Linked DNA regions of Homo sapiens: all the other regions are linked to region 3. Evidence: chromatin contacts called from ENCODE Hi-C or POLR2A ChIA-PET data. All regions are on one chromosome and are shown on one strand. Each heading gives the region's core, a stretch centred on a gene start or an enhancer-like site at or near the end of the contact. The rest is flanking DNA. Distances are from core to core; before and after follow the strand shown.

Region 1 (3,013 bases), core at 92-2,591, 130 kb before region 3:
GCTGCTTTCTATTACTACTTTGTAAGTGTACCCTGAGGCTAAGCAATTGAAGTATACAAGGAAGGTAACTAATCATTTAAATTGATTCTCATTGAGACCACCTTCTTTCTTAGTCATTCTGCCTTTCTAAGCTTAATGCATTTACTTTCTTTTAAACCACAATGGTTATGATAAGTCTTTGGCAGTTTTCAAAACATTTTTTCTTCTCAAAAGTCAAGTTTGGCTGGGCGCGCTGGCTCACGCCTGTAATCACAAAACTTTAGGAGGCCGAAGCGGGAGGATCGCTTGGGCCCAGGAGTTCGAGACCAGACTGGGCTACACAGTAAGACCCTGTCACTAAAAATACAAAAATAAAATAAAATAAAAGTCAAAAGTTTAATGAAGCATCCGCGTGAGTTCAATAAAGGCCTGTCCCCCCCCACCCCACCCCTCCAATAGAAGACTACTCTTGAAAACAAGCAGCATGAACAAATGATTTGGATTCAAATGATAAGGAAATAACAGGACGTTCCAGTTTCTTTACTTTCAGCTTAATCTACAGCCTTTCCCAAACCAGACCATTACTGCAGAGCCCAGAAAAAGAAAAAAAAAAAAAAGATGCTGGGTTAAGATTTGCCCCCATTTGCTTCCCCCTCTCTTACATCGGGTCAATTCTGGAGGTTACTCTTTCCTTCCTCCAAGAGTAAGGAATGCCTCTTCTTTCCCCAGGTGGTCAAGATTCTAGCGATATGCTCCTCCATTACGGAGCAGGGAAGAGGTTGTCTCTTACCCTCAAGTTACCCGAGAGACGACGTTCGCCCATCAATGAGCAAACCTTTGAGGGAATCCCTTTTCCCTTTGGCTTGCTGGACACGTCTCAGCCTCTCAGTGAACGACGCCGAGCGGGGAAGAAAGACGGTTCCCCCCACGGCCTCCAGGCTCTATCAGCCACACCCCTGGCCTCTGGTCCCCCTAAACCCTCAATTCCGAAACACATCTTCCCCTCCTGCCCCCAACTACCTGCTGCCACACCCGAGGATTCCCTCACCGCACCACAGGCATCATGGTAGAGACCCTTTCTCCAACCTTTTCCCTCTCAATGGTCACACCCGACGGTTCCCTGCATCATCAACGGTCACGCTCTTAGGATTTCCTCGCCTCCGCCGGTCTCCGACCCAGCCTGGTGTTACCCTTCTCTCCGTCCCCGACCCCGTCAATTAGGGACACACCCTAAAGGCAACCGCCCTGAACTCACCGGAGGCGGAGGCGAAGGCGAGGGCGGGGGTGGCGGCGGGAGCCGGAGAGCACAGCCCAGGTGGTGGTGTAATGGTTTCCTGCCCGTCACGATTCTTTTCTAGGTCTAAGCCACTGCGCAAAACCCACTTTGCCAGGGACAAAGATGGTGGGCAGGAAACTCTGACGTCAGAGAACGTCGCCGCGTGACGTCATCGGGGTGCGCGGTAGACCTAGAAAGCCTGTGATCTCTTGTCGCCTTCCAGACCCAAAGATTTCCTTTGGTCCCGGCAAGCTAGCCCATCTGGGCCTCAGAGGATGTTAAGTGGCTACTCCAAAGGGATATATTTTAAAAAGCTGACAATGGATTTGTTTCCTCGCACAGAAATTCTCTGAAAAACGTAAACATAGAGATGATGAAATATCCTGTTCCTTTCTGAAAAAACAAAACCCCTCAGCTCATTTTCCTTCCAGGCTCAAGGGCGGACAATGGTGATATAGCCCAGGCCTATATACGGGCAGTGGGGCTAGAGGATAGTGCTGCACGTAAAAGAGGTTGAGGAGGCATTGGATGTGAGTTTGAATCCCTACCCTGAATGTGACTGAGACAGTTAATGTCTCATCAACCTTCTTATCTGTGAAATGAAGACAATGATAGTATCTCTCTCGGGCATGTGAAGTTTAAACCAGATAAATTAGGTAAAGTGCCTAGTATATAATAGGTGTGCTTACACAAAAGTAAGTTTCTTTCGGACACTAAGAGCTAGATTCCAGGACCTGGAACTGGAGAACAAGATTGATGATGTTAAATGAACTAGCTGTCCCTAAGGTTAATTTCAGGGTGTAAGGAAGGATGGAGAGCAAAGTGATGATTTTTCTCACATTTTGCCTATGAACTCTGTGAGTCAAAAAGTGTTTCAGTATTTTAAAACTTCATTCTTAAAAAAGTGATCAGAAGTACATTAAAATTTTGTATAACATACTCATGTATTATTATTTCCTCTGTTATTAAAATAGGGGAATAGGGGAAATTAGAAAGCCAGGTATAAGGTGAGAGAATGCAAACAGTTATGGTAAATCAGATAGCTGCATAATGTTATAGAATATTTTATGACAGAAAATTCATAAAGTGTTAAGCAAAAAAAGGACACCAAACAATACAGTATACAGTATGACTATATATGTATAGAAAAAAAAGGCTAGGATAGGCCAGGCGTGGTGGCTTACACCTGCAATCCCAGCCCTTTAGGAGGCTGAGGTGGGTGGATCACCTGATGTCGGGAGTTTGAGACCAGCCTGGCCAATGTGGTGAAACCCTGTCTCTACTGAAAAAACAAAAATTAGCTGGGGGTGGTGGCACACGCCTATAATCCCGGCTACTCAGGCGGCTGAGGCAGGAGAATGGCTTGATCCCAGGAGGTAGAGGTTGCAATGAGCCCAGATCTCGCCACTGCACTCCAGCCTGAGTAACAAAGCCAGACTCATCTCAAAAGAAAAAAAAAAAAAAAAAGCTTGGATATTCAGCAGAACGTTAAAAGTGGTTATTGCAGGATAGTGAGAGTTTTATTTTTCTTCCTAATATTTTTCTGTATTTTTCAAAGTGTTCTACAATGAACATGTATTTATTTCTATGTTGGGATGTGCCTTTTAAATCATATTGTTGAAAAATATGATACAGAAAAATGCTTTGAAATAAGAAAAAAAAAAAGATACAAAACTCTAAATCCAGAGGAGTATATATACCTATTAGTGGTTCCCTCTGGGTGCTGATTACAAATGTTATCTTCTTTATATTTGTTTT
Region 2 (2,711 bases), core at 84-2,583, 110 kb before region 3:
TCTAGATTGTTATATAGCTCAGGCTTTTTAAGGGGGATATTTAAACATACAGTATATAACTTTAAAATGCCCAGGTGTGGGGAGATTTGCCTTATCACTCAAAAAAAGGGTCAAGAGTAATCATTCCAAGTTTAGGTTGAAGTGGGTAAGATTACAGCCAGAGATTAAAAGCTCACACATCCATAAGCAAGGTCCCAGTCAGGCATCTGGAAGGGCAAAGGGATGGCTCTGTGCTGGCTGAGTAAAAGGCGCTTTCATGGAGGGATAAATACCCACCCTAAGTATACTTTTTAAACTTTACTCAAGGCCGGGAGCGGTGGCTTTGGCCTGTAATCCCAGCACTTTGGGAGGCCGAGGCGGGTGGATCACGAGGTCAGGAGTTCAAGACCAGCCTGGCCAACATGGTGAAACCCCATCTCTACTAAAAACGCAAAAATTAGCCGGGCGTGGTGGTGTGCGCCTGTAATCCCAGCTACTTGGGAGGCTGAGGCTGAGAACTGCTTGAACCCGGGAGGCGGCGGTTGCAGTGAGCCGAGATAGCGCCACTGGACTCCAACCTGGGAGGCAGAGCGAGACTCCCGTCTCAAAAAAAAAAAAAAAACAAAACAAAAATAAACTTTACTCAAATATCACTTTCTGTTAAATGTCCTTAATTCCTTCAATCATCCCCCTCTTCTAACTCTCACAGCACTTTCTTCCACTACGGCACGCATCACACGCCAACTACTCACCAGTTCACGTTTTCCGCCCTCTCTCCCACTTGCCCAATCACAGAGTTCCTAAAGAACCAGGACTATGTTCTACTAGTCTTTGTAGCCACTGCACTCGGAATGGTGCCTAGTACATAGGAATGAGCGTTTAATTCATTGAATGAGCGACTCTTCCTACTAAACCCTAAGCTCCTAGATTATAAAAGCATCAACACAAGTTATAAATCCGACTTACCTCCAACATTTCACGTAGGTAAAGACCATACCTCAAGCACCTCCAAGCCCTCATTTCCCCAGCCTCTACCTCATGGCCCTCTGCACAGCCATCTGCGCACAACCAGTGCTTACACACAGGAGGCCCTCAAAATAATACTAATAATCTAAGGTCCAAATCCCACGAACTCCCGGGAAGACTGAGAGTGAGGCTGGAGCCAAGGCTTGAACCAAACACCCAGGAAGGAATCTGCAGCCCGCTTTTCTAAGTCGTAAAACTCCTACGACCTGGACTCTCTCAGGAAGCCTGCTCCGGCCTGAGGAGGATGGAGGTAGCCAAGCTCTCCAGATTTCTGTCCCGGGCCAAAGGTGCTTCCAGCTTCCCTCTCCTTTGCTTCTCCGCCCGGCTCAGGTCTTACAGCCTAGCGCGGCTCTCGCCGAACAACCAATCCCACGGCGGCCATCGGGTCACGTGGGCGCCCCTGAGGCGGGGCTGGTGGGAGGAGCAGCCAATCGAAGGCCGAGGCCAACGTCAGGGGTGGAGCAAAAGGGATGGCGGACGCATCTTTTCCGTCACTTCTTTGCGTCGCGGTCTCTATCCTGAGAGACCAGTCGCTTTCCAAGTTCTGAGCAATTCTCCCCCGCCCCCTCCACAATTCCTCGCCGTCGGCCGTCGGGGTGACTGTTAGGCAGAGTGGTTTTGCCTGTACCCTGTTTCATAACTGGGAATGAGCATTTGAGGCAGGATTATAGTGTGTGTGCCCTGGGATTGCGGGAAGAAATGGTTTTGGGTTTTTTTTTTTTTTTTTTTTGTGACAGGGTCTCACTCAAGTCGCCCAGGCTGGAGTGCAGTGGCGCGATCTCGGCTCACTGCCACTTCCGCCTCCCAGGCTCAGGCTATTCTCCTGCTTCGGCCTTCTGAGCAGCTTGGATTACAGGCAGGCGTCACCACGCCCGGCTGATTTTATTTATTTATTTATTTATTTATTTATTTATTTATTTATTTTCCTGAGATGGAGTTTCGCTCTGTCGCCCAGGCTGCAGTGTAGTGGCGCGATCTCGGCTCACTGCAACCTCCGCCTCCCAGGTTCAAGCGGTTCTCGTGCCTCAGCCTCCCGAGTAGCTGTATTACAGACACCCATCATCATGCCGGGCTAATTTTTGTACTTTTGTAGAGACGGGGTTTCAACGTGTTGGCCAGGCTGGTCTTGAACTCCTGACCTCAGGTGATCCTACCGCCTCGGCCTCCCACAGTGCTGGGATTACAGGCGTGAGCCACCGTGCCCGGCCTCAACTGTGTTTAGATTGGTGGGGGGCAGAGAGCGAAAGGAGGGAAAGCTATTGCAATGGTCCAGGTGAGAGCTAATAGGAGCTTAAATTAGATTGGCAGTGGAAATAGAGGAGTGGCATATGAAAGGCGAATGAGGATTGTGATGAATGTTAGACAGGAATGGGTAAAAGGACATGAAGAAGTAAAATGGAGAGTCTTCTGTACCAGACCCACTCAAGGCCTCTTTCGTTCGTTAAGGATTGGAGAGATTAGACAGTGAAGACAATGTGCCTTTGCGCGTGCTATTTCCTCTACCTGGTTTATCTTTCTCCCATCCATCTCCCTTTCTCTCAACCTGTTGCTTGCTTGCTTTCTTTTTTTTTTTTGAAATGAAAGGTCTCACATATTTATTACTGAACTCAGCCAACCAAAGCGTTCATAACAGATTCAGAGAGAAAAAATATGTCCCCAATAAAACATGTCCAACTCTCCAGATAGTGGTGACATTTTCAGGTTGA
Region 3 (2,948 bases), core at 348-2,847:
ATAAAATGATGGAAAAAGGCATATCATGTAGGGCCAGGTATGGTGGCTCACACCTGTAATTCCAGCACTCTGGGAGGCCAAGGTGGTGGATCAGTTGAGGCCAAGAGTTCAAGACCAGACTGGCCAACATGGTGAAACCCCCCCATCTCTACTAAAAATACAAAAATTAGGTGGACTTGGTGGTGGGTGCCTGTAATCTCAGCTACTTGGGAGGCTGAGGTGGGAGGATCACTTGAACCTGGGATGCTGAGACTGCAGTGAGCCAAGATTGTGCCACTGCACTCCAGCCTGGGTGACAGAGCAAGGCTTCGTCTAAAAAAAAAAAAAAAAAAAAAAAAAGACATATTATGCAAACAAAAGAGAGCAGGTGCGGCTATACAAATATCAGATAAAGTAAAGAAAATTACCAGAGACGCATAGGGATATTATATTAATGATGAAAAGATCAGTTAACCAGGAAGATATGGCCATCTACATGTATGTATATCAAACAACAGAGCTGCAAAATATGTGACACAAAAAGTGATAGCACTGAAAGGAGAAGTAGACTTCACAATTGTAGTTAGGGACGTCATCACCCTTGTACCTCGTAGTACAAGTAGACCAAAAAATCTATAAGGCAGATTTGAGAGCAGCCTGCACAACACAGCAAGACCCCATTCTTAAAAAAAATTTCTGGGGGGGCATGTTGGTGCATGCCTGTAGTTCTAGCTACTTGAGAGGCTGAAGTGGGAGGCTTGCTTGAGTCCAGGAAATGAGGTTGCAGTGAACTATGATCATGCCACTGCACTCCAGCCTCAGTGACAGAGCGAGACCCCGTCTTAAAGAAAATCTGCAAGGGTATAGAAGAACTTAACACCACCAGTCAACATGTTACTCAACAACAGCAAAACATATATTCTTCTCAAATGCCTATGGAACATATACCAAGATAGACCAGAACCTGAGCCATAAAACAAACCTAAACAAATGTTAAAGAATTGAAATTATACTCAGAGTGTGTTCTATGACCAAAATGGAACCAAACTACAAATCAATGGCAGAAAGGTAACAGGAAAATTTCCAAACACTTAGAAAGTTAAAACGTACTTCTAAGTAATCCATAGGACAAAGAGGTTGTCTCAGGGTAAATTTTAAAAATGCAGTCGAGTGAAAATGAAAACATATCAAAATTCGTGAGACATAGATAATGAGAGTGAGGAGATTCAGTGATGAGTAAAATTTAAGTGCACATATTAGTGTGGTAGGCTAAATTATGGCCTTCTCCGAGTAGCGCGCCAGGCCGCCACTTCCCGCGGGCGGTGCTGCCAAGGCAGGCCACCTGCGCGGGGCAGTCAGAGTCCCCCTACTTGAGCGGGTTGTGGCGGAGAGCGGGGCAGGGATTGGCTGGAGTGTGGCAGCCCAGCGGGGCGGGGGCGGGGGCGGGGCCGGCCTCTGGCTCCCTCTTCCTCCGCAGGTGGCTGGAGGCCGCAGAGCAATACAGTTCGCTCACCTCTCGCCGGCCGCGTCTCCTTCCGGCTCTCCTCGCGTCACCGGAGCTGCGGCGTTCGCCAAGAACTACCTGGAGGCATCCTCCCTGCCCAGCGGCGATTGCGGCCGCCCCAGGGCGCGGCCCAGAGGAAACTGGGTGACGGTGGTGCTCGGTGTGCAGTGGGGCGACGAAGGCAAAGGGGAGGTGGCGGATCTACTGGCGCAGGACCCCATGTGCCGCTGCCAGGGAGGAAATAATGCTGGCCATACAGTTGTTGTGCATTCTGTGGAGTATGATTTTCATCTCTTACCCAGTGGAATAATTATTCCAAATGTTACTGCATTCAATGGAAATGGTGTGGTAATTCATCTACCTGGATTGTTTGAAGAAGCAGAGAAAAATGTTCAAAAAGGAAAAGGACTAGAAGGCTGGGAAAAAGGCTTATTTTATCTGACAGAGCTCATATTGTATTTGATTTTCATCAAGCCGCTGATGGTGTCCAGGAACAACAGAGACAAGAACAAGCAGGAAAAAATTTGGGTACAACAAAAAAGGGCATTGGCCCAGTTTATTCTTCCAAAGCTGCTCGGAGTGGACTTAGGATGTGCGATCTTGTTTCTGACCTTGTTGGCTTCTCTGAGATGTTTAAAGTTCCAGCTAAACAATACAAATCTATACATCCCACTTTGGAAATAGACATTGAAGGTGAATTACAAAATCTCAAGGAAATTGGAGAATTATTACAAACAAAGGGTAGAGAGTTTGGTGTAACTATTGGAAGGAAAAGAAGATGTGGCTGGTTGGACCTCGTTTTGCTCAAATATGCTCATATTATCAATGGATTTACTGCGCTGGAAGTTACCAAGTTGAATATTTTGGACATGTTTATGGAAATCAAAGTTGGAGTTGCTTACAAGTTAGATGGTCAAATCATACCTCATATTCCAGCAAATCAAGAAGTCTTAAAGTTGAAGTTCAATATAAGACTCCATGAGAATGGAACACAGACATATCAAATGCAAGGGCATTTAAAGAACTACCTGTTAATGCACAAAACTATGTTCGATTTATTGAAGATGAGCTTCAAATTCCAGTTAAATGGATTGGTGTTGGTAAATCCAGAGTCTATGATTCAACTCTTCGAATGATTGACAGTAAAGCAAGAAACACTCCTTGAGAGGGAGGGGAAAAGACTTTCTTAAATACTTCAATTAAGACCTACAAATTCAAGAATAAATAAATTGAAGTGAGTTTTAGGCCCTACGGTTGTTTCCAGTCTTTTCAGATGGATACCTATTGTGGAGATTAACTTTGGCATATTCCAGTGTCAGCTTTCCTTAGCTGGCATAATTTGTTGCTCCTGCTGCTCTCATGGTGCCACTTTTTTTTTTAATGTTTAGTAATAATATAATTCATGTTTGAAATCTAAAGTAGAATTACTTTTAATGTAGTTTTTCTTCATTATTGTCATTGTGTG

What was found. Hi-C counts contacts between places; a loop is a spot of excess contacts on that map. ChIA-PET counts read pairs that join two places held with the same protein, here RNA polymerase II (POLR2A). Pooled maps may share reads with other maps.
Region 1: a loop to region 3 is called in a pooled map, with 3 times the contacts of the local background. The contact joins the promoter of AP2B1 here to the enhancer-like site in region 3. A Hi-C loop is called at or near these places in 2 of 50 pooled maps. POLR2A ChIA-PET finds 5 or more read pairs at or near these places in 2 of 52 experiments (CD4-positive, alpha-beta memory T cell and MCF 10A).
Region 2: a loop to region 3 is called in a map with no recorded cell type, with 5 times the contacts of the local background. The contact joins the promoter of SNHG30 here to the enhancer-like site in region 3. A Hi-C loop is called at or near these places in 1 of 168 maps with a recorded cell type or tissue (IMR-90), 1 of 37 single-sample maps with no recorded cell type and 2 of 50 pooled maps. POLR2A ChIA-PET finds 5 or more read pairs at or near these places in 3 of 52 experiments (activated naive CD4-positive, alpha-beta T cell and activated naive CD8-positive, alpha-beta T cell).

What each region holds. Positions count from the first base shown.
Region 1 is chr17:35,585,650-35,588,662 of GRCh38, reverse strand. It overlaps AP2B1 (adaptor related protein complex 2 subunit beta 1), which reads right to left and starts at 1,341. Exons shown (of 22, transcript NM_001030006.2): 1 at 1,235-1,341. RefSeq lists enhancers at 825-934, 196-1,395, 1,365-1,534 and a silencer at 1,165-1,284.
Region 2 is chr17:35,566,736-35,569,446 of GRCh38, reverse strand. It overlaps SNHG30 (small nucleolar RNA host gene 30), which reads right to left and starts at 1,333. Exons shown (of 2, transcript NR_135479.1): 1 at 946-1,333. It also overlaps the pseudogene RPL39P32. RefSeq lists enhancers at 1,467-1,596, 1,297-1,979.
Region 3 is chr17:35,459,145-35,462,092 of GRCh38, reverse strand. It overlaps the pseudogene LOC100420061. Among named protein-coding and RNA genes, the nearest start is that of SLFN13, 12 kb to the right of the region's middle. RefSeq lists a silencer at 1,334-1,563. Within about 2 kb of position 1,597, at least 7 of the 41 ENCODE cell types and tissues checked have a DNase peak (open chromatin) inside an H3K27ac peak, as active enhancers do.